Regions from separate parts of the Homo sapiens genome. Here region 2 is linked to region 1. Evidence: chromatin loops called from intact Hi-C (ENCODE). Cell type or tissue: PC-3. All regions are shown on one strand.

Region 1 (8,000 bases):
CACTTAAAATGTCCAAGCAGCTTTATGAGAGGCACAACTTTCCAAAAGGAAATGGAGTGATTGTAACAGATTTGAACTCTGATACTTTAAGTGGTCAGAGAGAGCGTGTGTACCTTGTTACATTAGAATCACAGAATCCTTGAGGGGAAAGAGACCTTAAGCAAGTTAGTCTAATCAAGCTTCACAGAAACAATAAAAACAGGAAAATGTGGTAGAGCAGCTCACAATCGGCTATGAATACATTTGTGAATCAAATACATTTACCAATATTTTTCTCTAATTTTTTTGAGATATTGAAATTTTTCGCTGAACTTAACTGCACTATTAAATGATAATTGTCAATGGGTACTCATTTAAACCAATTTTTAAAGTACTTTCAACTTTTAAAAAATAACTCTAAGGTAAAAGGGAAACATTTAAAGCACAAAGACAATGACTACTTATAAATAATGTTCTTAAACATTATGTTTTATTCTTTGATTCTTTGTTGTACTATTAACATGACTTTCTACCAAAAGAAAAAATAAAAAAAAATATTCTTTGCTAACAATTTCTTTACAATGCCAACTTAGATCACTTTTCTTTTTGAAAGACAAAATACAGGTGAAAACAGTTTTAAAAAGCATGTCAACAGTGATTTTTTCTCTTTTCGGAAATATCTGCTCAAAATAAAGTGTACTGAATAGAAGCAATTGTCAGTTCAATTTACAAGAATGCCAATTCTCAATATTAAAATAAACATTAATAAAATGCAGTATTTTGTAATTATGTCTGTATACTGCACACAGGCATTATAAATACACCTATAGGTACACATTATGTATATCTTTACCCCTACTGTGTTAACTTCTGTTTGATAGCCACAGTATGAGTTATAAAATATATGGTATTTAAATGCTGAGACCAATTTATTGGCAGATTTTAATTAGCAATGAATGTTTATTTAAAAGGGTGCCATATAGTTTAAAAATAAAAGTAACCAAATTAAATAGTGTATTCGGGGAGCAGAAAAGAAGGAAACAAATGACTCCAGCACACAGTCTGGTCATTATCAAGTATAACAAATTTTTTAAACAGTCAAGTTGCTAATGTAATCATGCTCAGCGTCTCTAGGCTATTGCAGGTAATTAGGATAGAAAAGGGAGACCTATGCAGTCTCTAAAATTTTTAGTACAACCAATTAATTTGCTATAAGGCTACAGATACTGTAGAAGAGTGGCTTCACAAAACAGCAGAAGAAATATCTTACTACCTTTTAGAGGAAATATAAATGATACATTCTAAATCTTGGGGTTCTATGGACGTTGTAACTGGCAAAAAATTAACTATATATAAAAGACAAATTAGTGGGCTTCAGATGGTGAAAGACATTTGATTTGCACTAAAAAATTCGTATTTTAATTGCGTTTGTTTCTCCAATTAAGTTCAGGTACAACCAGAACATCAGGTCTGTACTGAGTTTTCTTAAAGACTGAGGGCATGTCAGTAGAAGTATGGGGGAAGCTTGGGATGTTATCACTTCTCTGCTTTGAGTGCTGATTCACATATACTGTAGAGTACATATATTCTGTACAATTAAACACTTCAACAGAGTAAGAAGTATTTTAAGTCCTCTGTGAATCACATAGAGGGCTCTAGGTGTCAAGATGAAGAAGAACTGTCTTCTATTAGCTGAAAATACAAAGAAGAATTTTTTTAGGTGTTAGAGAAGCTAAGTTAACATCCCACAGAAGTTGCTTCAGAAGATTTGTACCTGTCCAGAACAGCAACAATAAAGAGCACTCATAAGGACTGCAATATTTAATGAAGAAGTTCCTATACACTAGTCTGGTGTATATACTGCTCTTCTTCACTATGAGGGTTTTTACTTCCATTAGAACATAATAAGGTGAAAAAGAACAGCCAAGTCCTCAGGAGTGTGGAACCAGGCTAACAATGACCTCATTGTTTGCTCTCAGTGGCTTCAAACTTGGCTTTTTGAGATTCTAGGATTTTAGCAGATCTCCAGGCAATCAAATTAACAAAACCTCAAACACCAAATTTTGAATAGACCCCAGAGCACAATACACTATCACAAAGAAGTTTTAAAACTTGTATATAATCTCCCCCCGGCTACATAGACAGAATGAGCATTTAGAAAATATCAGTTAAAAAAATGGCAAATTTGTAAGTAAAAAACTTGTAGAAAGTAATGATACCATGGGGTTACTTTATCCAGTAAGAATGCTTCAAAAGAACATCTCTTCTGGTCGTCCATAGTTCCCTAACCAACCTGTCCTCTAGGTACAATATCCCTGGGAAAGAAGATAATTCTCAAGAAATGTACATTTGGCAAACCGTGAAGGCTTTCAAATAGCAGGTTGGACTTCCCCTCCCTAGTTGGCAGGATTTTTTTTAGGGGACCACCTGAGAAAGGTCTGTTACGTGCATAAACCTCCTTTAACACCTTTTAAAAACTCTTCTGGGGGCTGGGCGCTGTGGTTCATGCCTGTAATCCCAGCTCTTTGGGAGGCCAAGGTGGGCGGATCACTTGAGGTCAGGAGTTCGAGACCAGCCTGGCCAACATGGTGAAACTCCGTCTATACTAAAAATACAAAAATTATCCGGGTATGGTCGTGGGTGCCTGTAATCCCTGCTATTTGGGAGGCTGAGGCAGAACAATCACTTGAACCCAGGAGGGGGAGGCTGCAGTGAGCCGAGAGTGCGCCACTGCACTCCAGCCTGGGCGACAGAGGCAGACTCTGTCAAAAAAAAAAAAAAAAAAAAAGAAACAAAAAAACTCTTTTGGAAAGTGACAAGATTTTAAAAACCCATTAGAAAGGTGATTCACATGTGTTATCTCAGTCTTTACTCAACCAGCAAAGGCCATTATAAATAGAATGATAATAATCATCATCATAATAAGTTGTTAATAATGAAGATAATAAATAAAGATCTTCTAAACTAAAAGCAATTTAGAATTTCTGATACTATGAAGCAAATGACTCAGAAACAGCTCAATACTAGGCACGTAATACAAACGACCTCTTTTGCTAGGTTTTAAAGTAACATCTTGGGTCCTAGAAAGGGCAAATCAGTACCATTTACTTCTTTTGTTCACCTTCTAAATGGGTTGGGTCATTGCCAGAAATCTGAGTTCTGGGAGAGCCATTTAACTTTTCATGTAAATTGATTCAATATTGTAATAAATTACTCCAATGATTAAAATTTTAAATCCGTTTACTACACTTGAGTTGATCTTAAAAATAATATCAATCTTTGGGAAAACAGAGGTAGAAGTACATCTGGATTAATAGAATTTACAGTTCAATCACGGTGAATTTAAAAAATACATTTTTCTTTCAATAATTATTTTATGTTCTAAATGAGGTAAAATTTATAAAATCTGCATTAAAGTAAGGTAGAGGGCACTCTGGTGATAACAACGATGAGGTTTATTTTTGTCAAAACATCCAAGGGAAACATTAATTGTTGTTTGTCAACTGTGAACTTCACACTACATTGTCTAAGGATAGAAAATTGATGGGTATCACTCTGTCAGAAAATCCTCACCAAGAAGCCAATTCAAGGAATATGAAATTGACAAGCCTTTCAAACAAAGATGTGTTCGGACTTCACTGATGCGATGGTAGGTCTTTTGGGTTACAATAGATAGGGATGATATAAAACACAATCTTTTCCTGTCTATTCCATTTTAGAAACTGGTGGGTGTGCTCACGTTTGTCTGGGCATTGCAGCACTGCACACATACATGAATTAAGCAAAGCATCGGAAAGTATTGACACATGAGACTAAAATAAATAAGAGAAACGAGCTGCTCTTTATACCTAGAAATAGCTGGAAATTACTGAAAAAAATTAAAGTGCAGAGGTTTTCATTTTAGCACCATGAATTGTGATGAAATCCCATTTCTCTCACTATGGCAGGACTGTATGCAGTAAGGAAGCTAGAGTGATGTGTTTGAGGCAATGTAGATTTTTGCTTCAAAAACAGAAGTCATGTTATCATTTTAGAACAATGGGACATAGTGAATAAAGTCTGTAAAACATTTCTTCTTTGCTTTTCTTAGGCGGATTTTCCTGCATTGGGGGTAGTAGTTGCGGAAGTACTTTTTGGTAGAGGAAATCCAAGTCCTAATCCCTTTGGCCTCTGCATGGCTTGAATTGGCTCAGAGATCCCCTTGCCATCTCGTCCAAGGCCTGACCCAGGCGTCCAGCCCATATTCTGAAGCATTCGGTTTCCAATATTATTTTCTAGGATTGGCTGGGCATTTTCACCTACAAATCCTGAAATGATAAAACAACAGCACACATTAATCAGTATGAACACAGGTGAAGATATTAGGCTATGAAAACGATGTTCTCCTAAGTTTTGTTTTGTTTTGTTTTTCAACCAGGTACTAGAGGGGGTTGCGTATTCATCTTTGGATACTTTTTGTAGTTGAGAGAACAATGGAAGAAAGATCTTGTTTAGAATTTCAATTCTAGCACTTCACAGCAGGGTGAGCTATTCAGCCTCTCTGGGCTTTTGTTTCCTCATCTGTGAAACAGCCATAATACAACCTACATTGCCTATCTCACAGAACTTTGTAGGACAGATGAGATCATGTATGTAAAGAAACTTCTCAGTAAACCATAAAGTACTCTACTAATGGATTTATTTTCATTACCATGTTAGCCTTATGGATTATTCAGAAAATCACCAACCTATATTGTAATATCTCACATTTGCCCATGACCTTGACATTCAACAGAACCAAAACTAAAACCAAACCAAACAAAAAGCACAACTGGTGGCATCTTGAATTCCTAGGAATTTACATTCTTATAATCTCTCTCCTTGTTATTTATTATTCAGTCTGTAACATATGCCTCCTTTAGTTCCTTTCCTCCTTTTCCTTCCATGGCCATGTTTAAATGATTATATAAGTTAGTAGAAAGAAAATAGAGGAAAATAATATTAAAGAGATATATATTATAAAACTTAAAAAATATATTATATACATTTGCAGGTACATAGACCACAATTCCCTTCATAGGCCTCCAGAGATAGATATATTTCTTCCTTCCCTTCCCTCCCTCCTTCCCTCCTTCCCTCCCTTGATTCCTTATTTGAAAAAGGAGATTGGTTAGTGCTTAACATGAAATTTAGATATAGATGTTGTTTACCATATTTTCTTAGCAGGTAATTGAGAAATGCATCTATTTTAAGCATTTTCTCTTTGATGACATTTTCAAAAATAGACTTTGAATTTTTTTTGTAGGCTCTTATAGAAAAAGTTGAGCATAGATACTGTATATTTTGTTCTAGGGAAAAACTCAGAAGTACTAGATATCTGAAATCCAAGGATGGAGAAATTAACAAACACCATAACAGTCAAAAAATACAAGAACTTGAGCTCTTTCCTTCAATTGCAAGCTTGGGCTTGTCCTTGGCCTTGGTTGATCTGTCCCAGGTGTGGTATAGGTTGGCTCTTTCCTTGACTGGTTCATTTCTGTTCCTTCTCTAGCAGCAGGTATTAGATTATGGTGTATGAAAAGGGAATATAGTAAATCTGGAGCTAACCAATACAAGCAATCAGAAGTCTTAATTATCAGAGCATTTCTTATGGTTACTCCCCTTTTAGAAGAAAGTGAATAACAGACAAACTAATATTGCAGTCTTTGAGAAAAAAAAAGAGAGATGAAAGTCTATCTTAAAAGAACCTTTGTCTTAGTGAGAACATATTCGGCCCAGTCCAATCTCTTACACCAGGGCTCAAATTTACAGGGACACAGAGTTTGACACCATTCCCTCCATAGGCCTCCTATACTACACTTTCCAAATATCAGTAGAATGCCTGTGGTATAGCAGCTGAGTCCTGGCTCTAGCATATTTCTGCTCTGAAATGTGGACCATGTCTTCCTAGACAGAGGTTGAAATGGTCAGCTGTTGACATAACCACTTACTTCTCTCAAAGTTTCATGAGTCTCTTTAGCACCAATCTACACCTCACCCTGCCCCTATCCCTTTCCCATCATCAGTTTTCTTCTTCCCTGACTCAGGATTATTACGGCACCTTCTCCCCAACTACAAAAAAAAGTTGGAACTCTCTGTCCTACTCTTTCTCTGAGACTATGTTCAGAATGGTGGTACCAGCAGAGAAGGATCCTTGGATCTCAAACATCAATAAGAATAACAAAAATATTAACGATGAAACTCCAGAGTATAGTAGTGTTCTCTTTCTTATCCTGAGTTGTGGTTACCCAAATGGCCAATTTATTATTGTTCTTTAAGCTGTTCATATATATATATATATATATATATTTATTTATTTATTTATTTATTTATTTATTTTGGCAGAGTCTCACTCTGTTGCCCAGGCCAGAGTGCAGTGGTGAAATCTTGGCTTACTGCAACCTCCACCTCCCAGGTTCAAGTGATTCTTATGCCTCAGCCTCCCGAGTACCTGGGATTACAGGTGTGTGCCTTCACCCAACTAATTTTTGTACTTTTTAGTAGAGAAAGGATTTCACCATGTTGGCCAGGCTGGTCTTGAACTCCTCACCTCAGGTGATCCACCTGCCTTAGCCTCCCAAAGTTCTGGGATTACAGGCGTGAGCCACCACACCCAAACTGTACATATACATTTTTAAGTGTATTCTTTGAACTATGTATTTCACAGTAAAAAATAAAATAATAGTAAAAGGAATGTCAGCATTGAACCAACGGTGTATATTCTCTGGTAACTTGTGTCTCACATTGTGGGGAACAGCAAGTGAGTCACGCTCTGTGATTCTCACTTGTAGAACAAGGAAAGCCACAAAGTGCTAGACATGAGTTTTAATACCTACACCCCTGTTATTTACTATGGAGTAGTCATCAATTGATTTTCAAAGCCGTTTATTAAACATTTTGGTATTCTCAATCTTCAGTGCATTTCAAGACCAAGAAGAAGACTACATCATTGCCATTTGCTAAATTCCTTAAAGGGAGTAAGAACTAGCCAATGATTAATTGGCTTTGGATTTCTCAAATGGATTCATAGCTCATGGAAACAAGTACCTTACCATGTAACAGAAAGAACCTTCAACTACTTGCCTCTTGAGTGGCAACACCCAACAATGTCAAAGAAAAATTCTTGACTAAAATTATTGACCACTTGAGAAGGGCAAAATGCATATACAGAGATTATAAATATATGTGTGAATGTGTGTTGTGTGTGACAGTGAAAAATGGACCTCTTAGTCATACACACGCAAGCACGCACAACATAAAAATCTTTTGTCAAAAATGTTTAATATAACAAAAAAGCAGTTAATTTTTTATTTTGAAGCCATGATTATGGTGGTAACCAGGACAGACCTCCAAGGTATGTAGTTTTTTCTGGATAGCTGCTAATCAGGTATGCCAGGTTAAACAGTGCCTTAGCGTGTTGTCTCATATCCCTGATTTTTCAGTGATTGCCATGAATTAATTTACTTCTACCCTAAGCTAAAGTCAGACCAGAGGTCTATTGCTGCTCTGGGCTATACATCTGTTTACTCACATTTTTGATAGGATAGCTTGCAAAAGTTCAGAATTAAAATTTGTTTAATATTTAAGAAAACAGTAAGGCCAATTTAAAATATTTCTAAAAAACTGCTAAATTATGGTGAATTTTCAGTCCTAAAGTGAACAGCAAATGATAATTGATTCACTATTATAATTGAAAAATGTTGGTATTTCAAGCAGGGTAGCCCAGGGGTGACCACCATACTCTCATGCTTTTGTTTTTATATAGATGGAAAAGAACTCATTCTCATTTTTTTAAATGATGGTTTCATTTCTCTTCTTCATAAAAATAAAACAATATAACATAAAACAAAGCATTATCTTGTACTCAGAAGAAAAATGAACATTTTATTCTTCAAATGCTAAATCTTTCCTCATAGAAACACAACCCAAAAAACAAAAAAAAGTAACAGATACTTCATTATTCATGGAAAATGATTCTAGAGTGAAATCTACTGTTGGCTTCT
Region 2 (8,000 bases), 130 kb after region 1:
GAGAGAGAGAGAGAGAGGTCTATACCCCTCACTCTCCCACATCAGGCTATTCTAGGCTTGGTTCAAGCGATTCTCCTGCCTCAGCCTCCCAAGTAGCTGGGAGTACAGGCACACGCCACCATGCCTGGCTAATTTTTGTATTTTTAGTGGAGATGGGGTTTCACCATGTTGGCCAGGATGGTCTCGATCTCCTGACCTCAGCCACTGCCTTGGCCTCCCAAAGTGTTGGGATTACAGGTGTGAGCCACCATGCCCGGCCAGAATGCCTTTTATTCTTCCTCTCCACCTCATTTTCCTGGTTACTCGTGTTTGTTTTGCAAGGCTCAGCTTAAGAAGCTTGTACTCCAAGAGCCTTGCCTACATCCACCTTGTGAGTGCATGCTACTTGTCCTTCCTCGCTATACCCACAGTATCCTATTCCTTGTATGTTATCACAGCTCTGAGCAAATGGTTTTGGAAGTCACTGTTTGACTTTCTTCATCATTTAACTCCTCAGGGGTATTTGTTTTCCTCTTTGCTCATCAGTGTCTTGCAAATAGTGGGGCTCAATACATGTTGAATGAATGAAAAAACCCAGTTTTTCCATTTCTGCACAAACACTTTCCAAATATAATAAAATGCAGCAGCCAATTCTCACCTATATATACTTTCTTGAACACATTTTGCCTTAAGGTTATCAAATAAAACATTAAGTGAATATGCAAACTTCAAACATTCGGAATATAATGGCCCAACAATTATGAACCTCCAATTCTGTAGGTGCTTCATTTACAGCAGAATTTCTCAACCCCTGCATGATTGACATCTGGGGCCAGGTTAATTCTTTGCTGTGGGAGACTGGTGTGTACACAGGATGCTTAGCAGCATCCCAGGACTCTTCCAACTGGAAGTTAGTAGCATTCCCAACCCTGTTTTAACAACAAAGAATGACTGTCTGTCTCCCATGGCGGTTATATTTTCTTCAGGTACTAATCAGTTAAAGTTTTCATTTTTCACTTTCTCTGTGTAAGATGGCACTATTTTAAGATTTTAACTTTAAAAGTTGGCATAGACAGTGGTAAGTGTTATTTAATGGGGTAGGGAAGAAGGATGCTCAGTTAGTCCTAATTTCATTTGAAAAGGTAAGGGAATACTCAAAGTTTAAAAATAAACAGTTTTGATAATGTGAGTAATTCCATTCACTTCTGGAAAACAAACAGACAAACAAACAGACAAAAACAAAGAAAGAAAAGACCTCTATACTATTTGTGCATTATTTACACCTTCCTGAAATGCTGCAGTTTTCAAAGTCACTTCTGCAATACACTTGGTTTTTCCTTGAATGCAGAATCAAACCAGACATTTAAAATTACAACTCAACATGAGGGTCAATAACTGCATCTGCTACAAAACTTAATAAAATAATCATAAACACCATTGCTTTGCTGACAGGAGGAGCTCTGGTGTCACTAAAACTGAAGAAAAGGTTTATCTAAAAACATACGCACAGCAGTTACTGAGATAAAATCACACTTGGAGAATAAAAAACTGAAAAATAGGTGACACTTCAAGCAGCGAGAAGATGTATGATGACGTTTGTCATCGAGGTGTGTGTGTGTATTTAATGCATTTTAGGCAAGCCCACCATATTCAGTAGAAACTCCTTCTCTTTTTAACTGCACAAAATAATCCTGTTTATTCTTTTCAAACTTTGATTTGTGCCAAGTTCATTTTCAAAACGGTGTCTTCACACATCGGTATTTCCTCTTCTGCCAATGGTCTTTTCCCCACTTTCCTCTGAGATAAATGTGGTTATCTAGAGCCTGGCTCACTGAAAGTCTGAGTGACCTACAGACTTTCAGAAACCAGATCATCACCACTGTTTTCATCCCTTGACAAGTGCAAGAAGTAGAGGAGAAACATGGGGTACACAGCTCACAGACACTCTCCTCTGCAGGGTATGATTAGGTACCTGCCTTGCTTCTGAACGGACCCAAAGGATCTCTAACAGGCAATGGCAAGCCCTTAAGGATAGAAAAATTATTCTCTCTGGGGACTGGTTCTAGTTTGTGTTTTCTCAAGCAGGTATACTGGAATTTCAAGGAAGAATATCTCTCTTCAATCAGGCATGCCAAGTTCTGAACATACCTGAGCATACAACTTTTCTCCTTTCTACCACCAAAGCCCCGCAGTGCAAGAAAACTATCACCACACTAGTGCCCCAGCAGTCAAGATCAACCTTAGCAATTCCAAATGATCTGAAAAGTACTCCAGTGCTTGGGGAGGAGACAAGTGGCTTAGAAATACTACTGAAATTAACACGGAATGCCCCCCTCCCTTTTTTAAAACACAGCATTGGGTTTATTAACTTCATAAACAGGTGTAAACAGAGGTCTAGGAATAATGTTACATGGAGTAGAGCATATTATTTTGTAACTTTTTCGGCAGGAAAATTTTCCTAATAAAAATCTTGCTTGGAACCTTAAGGCTAAGTGAATTACTATGATGGCAGGCTGGATTCCTATCCTCTTACCCATGCCTTGGCACCTTCACTAGGCCTGAGGCAACTTATGGGAATCAAGGGCTTCATGGAACACAGTTGGAAAACTACTAGGACAGAGAAACACTGATCAAGAAAATATGGGGCTTGGTTTTAAGGATAGAAAGAGAAATTAACAAAGACGAGGGCAACAACAATGAACCTAGAGTGAAAAGATCCAGATGTGAACCACACTGTACATTTACCAGTGGTCTAATCTGAAACAAGTTTTCGGCTCACTGAGCTTCCATATTATCATTAATAAACTGGAGATAGACACATATGTTCAAACCACAGGGTTTGCTTAGTATCATGAGTCACTTACTAGCAATGTGATCCTGAATAACTCACTTAACATCTCTGCACTTTGGTTTCTTCATCTGTTAAAACGGGATAATACTCTCTAATTCATGCAGTTGTTGTAAAGGTTAACTAAGACACTTGGCACCCAAAAAAACAGTACAGATCAGCTATTCTTCCTACTCTTTTCTAGTAGTAAACTTTGAAAACTTTAACAGTACTATGAAATATTGGGCAACACACTATTTTTGTTCTATGAATAAACTTCTGTTGTTATTGCTATTGTTAATGACTTTGGACAAGTTTGCTAAGTTGCTATGGGGTTTCTATTCACTCCAAACTACACTTGGACTCCAAAGTACCCAGTTGTCTGATATTTATTCTCAAATTTAGACTATCCCACAAGTAAAGGTAATATCCGTTCCTACTAGCCTAGCTTAACATCCCTAGCTTGAATTCCTTTGCAGAATTTTGCATTAAGCCAGAAGATTCTCCAATGGAGCAACAATTTATCTTGTAGTTATACAGCCACTATTAGGTCTTTTCCTTGAAGTAATGAATTGCATCTAGTATATATTCAGGAACCTTAAAAACTACAAAAAATAGTTATACTGCTCAACCCTTCAAACTTCAAATAAATAAAAAATCATACTATATAAAATGCTGCCTCCTCATGGACTGAGCCAAAATTAATAAAACTGGTTCTATGGTAAACAAACATCTTTTTTTCTACTGAGACCTACCATGATAGTGAGACAGAAAAAACCTAGAGGTTAATGAGTTCAGTCCTATATATCCACAAGAAAGAAATCTAAGTAAGAATTTGATTGACATTGATAAAGAAATAAGGTACATTTTCCTATTATTTGATGCTGACATCCTATTTTCAATACCTAAAAAAGCTTAAACTTCCAGAAATTAAAACAGGAGAGAAATAATTTTTGACCCAACATAACTATAATGCTCTACAAAGTAAAAAGAAAACAAATATTGCTATCTCTAACTACAGTTATATAGACACGTCAGAAGAATGAAGAGAAAGTTTTAAAGAAGTATATGTAGGCCGGGCGCAGTGGCTCACGCCTATAATCCCAGCACTTTGGGTAGCCAAGGCGGGTGGATCACCTGAGGTAAGGAGTTCGAGACCAGCCTGACCAACATGGAGGAACCCCGTCTCTACTCAAAATACAAAATTAGCCAGGCGTGGTGGCGCATGCCTGTAATCCCAACTACTCAGGAGGCTGGGGCAGGACAATCACTTGAACCCGGGAGGCGGAGATAGTGGTGAGCTGAGATCGCGGCATTGCACTCCAGCCTGCGCAACAACAGCAAAACTCCGTCTCGAAAAAAAAAAAAAAAAAAAAAAAAAAGAAGTATGTATAAAAACGATAATTTATTCCAGAATAATTTGAAGACAGAAAGGAATGTTGTGAATTACTCAAAGAGTTCAAAAAGTTTCTTTAATATCTTACTCGAAGTCCGATAAAAATCATCACTGTAAAAAAGGGTAACGTTATTTGCAAATTGAGCAAGAGGACCAGATGATAGCCATATATAATCAGTTGTCACCTTGCAGCTCAATTAGCCCTCATGTAAAAACGAGGCATGTAAGGAGAAATGAGGTTTTGACATTATCTCTGCCAGCAAGATAATTACACAGCCTTCATTTAACAGTAGGGCAACACTACTGTAGCAACAAATTAACTCAGCTCCATTTGCAATTCATGGTGTGTTTTCTCATTTAATACCATTTGTCTTACCCCAAGTGAATGTTTCCATTAGTTTTCTCCGGCACGGCAAATACTCCGTTTGACTCCACACATTACATCACCGAGTCAAGGCTTACCTTCCAGCAACTCTTTGAAAACATACTCAAAATGCAACAGAATGTCCCATTTTTTTCCATTTCAGCTACAACTTTTTTTCTGGTTTATGGCCAAATAATACAGCAGGTGTATGTGTGTTGAACAACCAAGGACACGAAATTCCCCATGGCTACAATCTATTTCAGAAGTGTCTGCTTCTTTCATTAAGAAAAATCAAGAAAGAAACAAATATCAGTGAAATCCTAACTTGGGTACAACCATATATTAAGTTATTAATACATTTCCATAATGCATACTTTAGGAAAGACAAAAACGTGCTGCTGGCTCTAAGTGTTAAGTTTTTAGATATCATAGTCTAAAAAAAATGACTGCGATCTCATTTATTTCCTTTACAAATATTACATTAAATACTTTTGTTCTGCCTCTCAAACTAGACATCATTGAGGAGAGTTGAAAAAGAAGAAGCAGAATGTTTAAACAGTGCTGAGCACAAAAAACAGGAACTGGTGGGCTCCTGTGTTGTCATGAATAGGCTGATCAACAAATTTTACATTCAACTCTAAAAGGTAATGCTAATTTGACTAATGATTTATTATTTGAGATTTTAGTCACTGAATTATTCACTACTGGCAATACAAAAGGCCCTAAATGTTCTAAGAACCTCAAGTCCCTGGAATTCCTTTAGTCCAACGCTTAAATCTATATATAAAATACTGATTTTCAAACATGCAAATGTATAAGGGCAAGTGCATTTATTTATAGTCAATGTACATTAAGAGAAAAAAAGAAAACTTAATACTTTGTATTTGTATTTGTAACTGAATACAGAAAAATTCCTAAGTAGAGAAATTCAATTTTTTAAAATAAACAGTTATTATTCTTTACGAAATTTAAGGAAATTCCTGAAAAGAAAAACAATACTTTCCAGGAGTTTTATTTCACTTATCATAATAGTGATGAGCAAAAACAGGCATGGACAACTGTATTATTTTATACTCTTAAAAGAATTAGGAAAACATACATATGCATGCATTTCACACACAGATTCATTGCTACATGGTTACTTTAACACTGTAAACTGGCAAATGAGTATCCATGATGTGTGAGGTTTCTTTTTCTTTTTTGTAACTATTAAGACAATTCATCAACATCTCCACACTTTCAGGTAACCAAGTGTTCTAAGGAATATATTTAAGGCTTGAAACTTAACGTATAAATAAAACGTATATAAAAAAAAGTTCTATGCTTTTCTGTGCGATCCAACCTAATATCTACAGTAAGAGAGATCTCTAGGCCAGGCGCAGTGGCTCATGCCTGTAATCCCAGCAGTTTGGGAGGCCCAGGCGGGTGGGTCACCTGAGGTTGGGAGTTCGAGACCAGCCTGACCAAAATGGAGAAACCTCATCTCTACTAAAAATACAAAATTAGCCAGGTGTGGTGGCACATGCCTGTAATCCCAGCTACTAGGGAGGCTGAGGCAGGAGAATCGCTTGAACTTGGGAGGCAGAGGTTGTGGTGAGCCGAGATCATGCCATTGCACTCCAGCCTGGGCAACAAGAGCAAAACTCCGTCTCAAAAAAAAAAAAAAAAAAAAAAAAAAAGATCCCCAATAAAATAAGATGAAAAAGCAAATAGTTTGCAATTTTTACCACAGCATTCTGTAAGTGCAACTTTCTTATAAATATAGAAATTTTAGATACTTGACTAGCAGTTATCCAGCCTCAGCTGAAGCAATTCAAATACAGAAAAAAGATATAAAATAAAGATATTGAAAAGTTAAAACTTCCTTTTGTGCTCACTTGTCCTTACCAATTGAATATTCATCCTATGCTGTGGGAAGGGTAAACTCCTTAATCTTTAGATGTTCTTCTATCATTAGGTCTAAAACTGCATATGTATCACTATTACAGATCTCCTTTTTGTATACTGAATTAATTCATTACACACAAATATGACAGGCACAGCATTATTAATTTTTTATATACAGTTCATACAAATCAATACATGGGCAAAAGATATGAATGAATATCACATCCAGTATATGAAAAATTAACTCATCAATCCAATTATTAATGAAACATATGGAAAATATCCATTCCTTTGTTTACTTTCCTTCATTATTCTTCTAACCAGTTTGATCACTTTGGGAAAGATCAAGAAAGCATGCATCCAAAAGTGACATTTAAATTAACACTTAAAGGATGAGTACAAATTACCTTAAAAGTATGTTAAAATATGCAGTTGAAATATTGAGATTACATTTTTGAATTTAATACAAAAGTAGACAGTTAAAATAGAATATAGACTGTTTTGCTACTGTGGCAGTTTTACTCTTAACAAACTTCACAATTTTAAAAATGATATTAAAACTATTGTTTCAATGAGAAACTTGTGGTTGGAAAATTAGGCTTTTAGACTCATAATAACAGTTATTTTCAGGCAAACAGTTAATAGTAAAAGGTTTTTTTATGGCTATGAGTGTACAACTAAAACATCACTCAGCAAATATAACTTCTGGCTTTTTTTTTTTTTTTTTGAGACGGAGTTTTGCTCTTGTTGCCCAGGCTGGAGTGCAATGGCGCGATCTTGGCTCACTGCAACCTCCACCTCCTAGGTTCAAGTGATTCTCGTGCCTCAGCCTCCTGAGTAGCTGGGATTACAGGCATGCGCCACCTCACCCAGCTAATTTTGTATTTTTACTAGAGACGGGGTTTCTCCACGTTGGTCAGACTGGTCTTGAACTCCCGACCTCAGGTGATCCGCCCGCCTGGGCCTCCCAAAGTGCTGGGATTACAGGCATGAGCCACCGCACCCAGCCTAAATATAGCTCTTACTTACATCTACCATTTGCTTAAGAGTATTGGCCCTTCTTTTCTAATTCATGATTAGCATTACCATTAATGTAATGTCTTATACATTTTGAAAATCATCTATGATAAAGCACAAAGCCACTAAAACAATGCAACTGTAAAGTACGTGCAAGCACACTACCTTAGCTGGTTCTCAGTGCAAATTTTGTTCCCTTATATCTGATTTGCTTTATGAACACACAGACATAATGCAGGAGAAATGCCCATATGTAATGGTGAGGACTGTCTGATGTTTCTGTAAGAGTTATCTAGACACCGTTCATAAACTGGTATAAGCCTTCTGGCTTTAAATATTTAAGAATATTTACAGTTTTCAACAAAGTAATTCTATTGAAGTAACTCATGCTAAGGAAATAATTTTATACCTGTGCATGCCTTGTGCGTGTCTCAGAAAGGAAAATCTCATTCACCAAAATGTTCATCAAAACATTATTTATGGCCAGGCGTGGTGGCTCACGCCTGTAATCCCAGCAATTTGGGAGGCCA

What was found. Hi-C counts contacts between places; a loop is a spot of excess contacts. Peaks named below come from ENCODE experiments on the same cell type or tissue, not always from the same donor. Only the 100,000 strongest peaks of a DNase experiment are listed, where the experiment ranks them.
Region 2: a loop joins it to region 1, with 5 times the contacts of the local background. A loop is called at or near these places in 3 of 110 quality-filtered maps.

The regions. Positions count from the first base shown.
Region 1 is chr1:217,427,080-217,435,079 of GRCh38, forward strand. GPATCH2 (G-patch domain containing 2) reads right to left here. Exons shown (of 10, transcript NM_018040.5): 10 at 1-4,286. The coding sequence ends at 4,066. Among named protein-coding and RNA genes, the nearest start is that of GPATCH2, 200 kb to the right of the region's middle. In PC-3, a CTCF peak has its summit at 4,502; a DNase peak (open chromatin) is centred at 4,522.
Region 2 is chr1:217,559,884-217,567,883 of GRCh38, forward strand. The region is part of intron 5 of GPATCH2 (G-patch domain containing 2); the gene reads right to left. Among named protein-coding and RNA genes, the nearest start is that of GPATCH2, 67 kb to the right of the region's middle. In PC-3, a CTCF peak has its summit at 3,483; DNase peaks (open chromatin) are centred at 2,528 and 2,828; H3K4me3 peaks cover 1,362 bases; H3K27ac peaks cover 1,681 bases.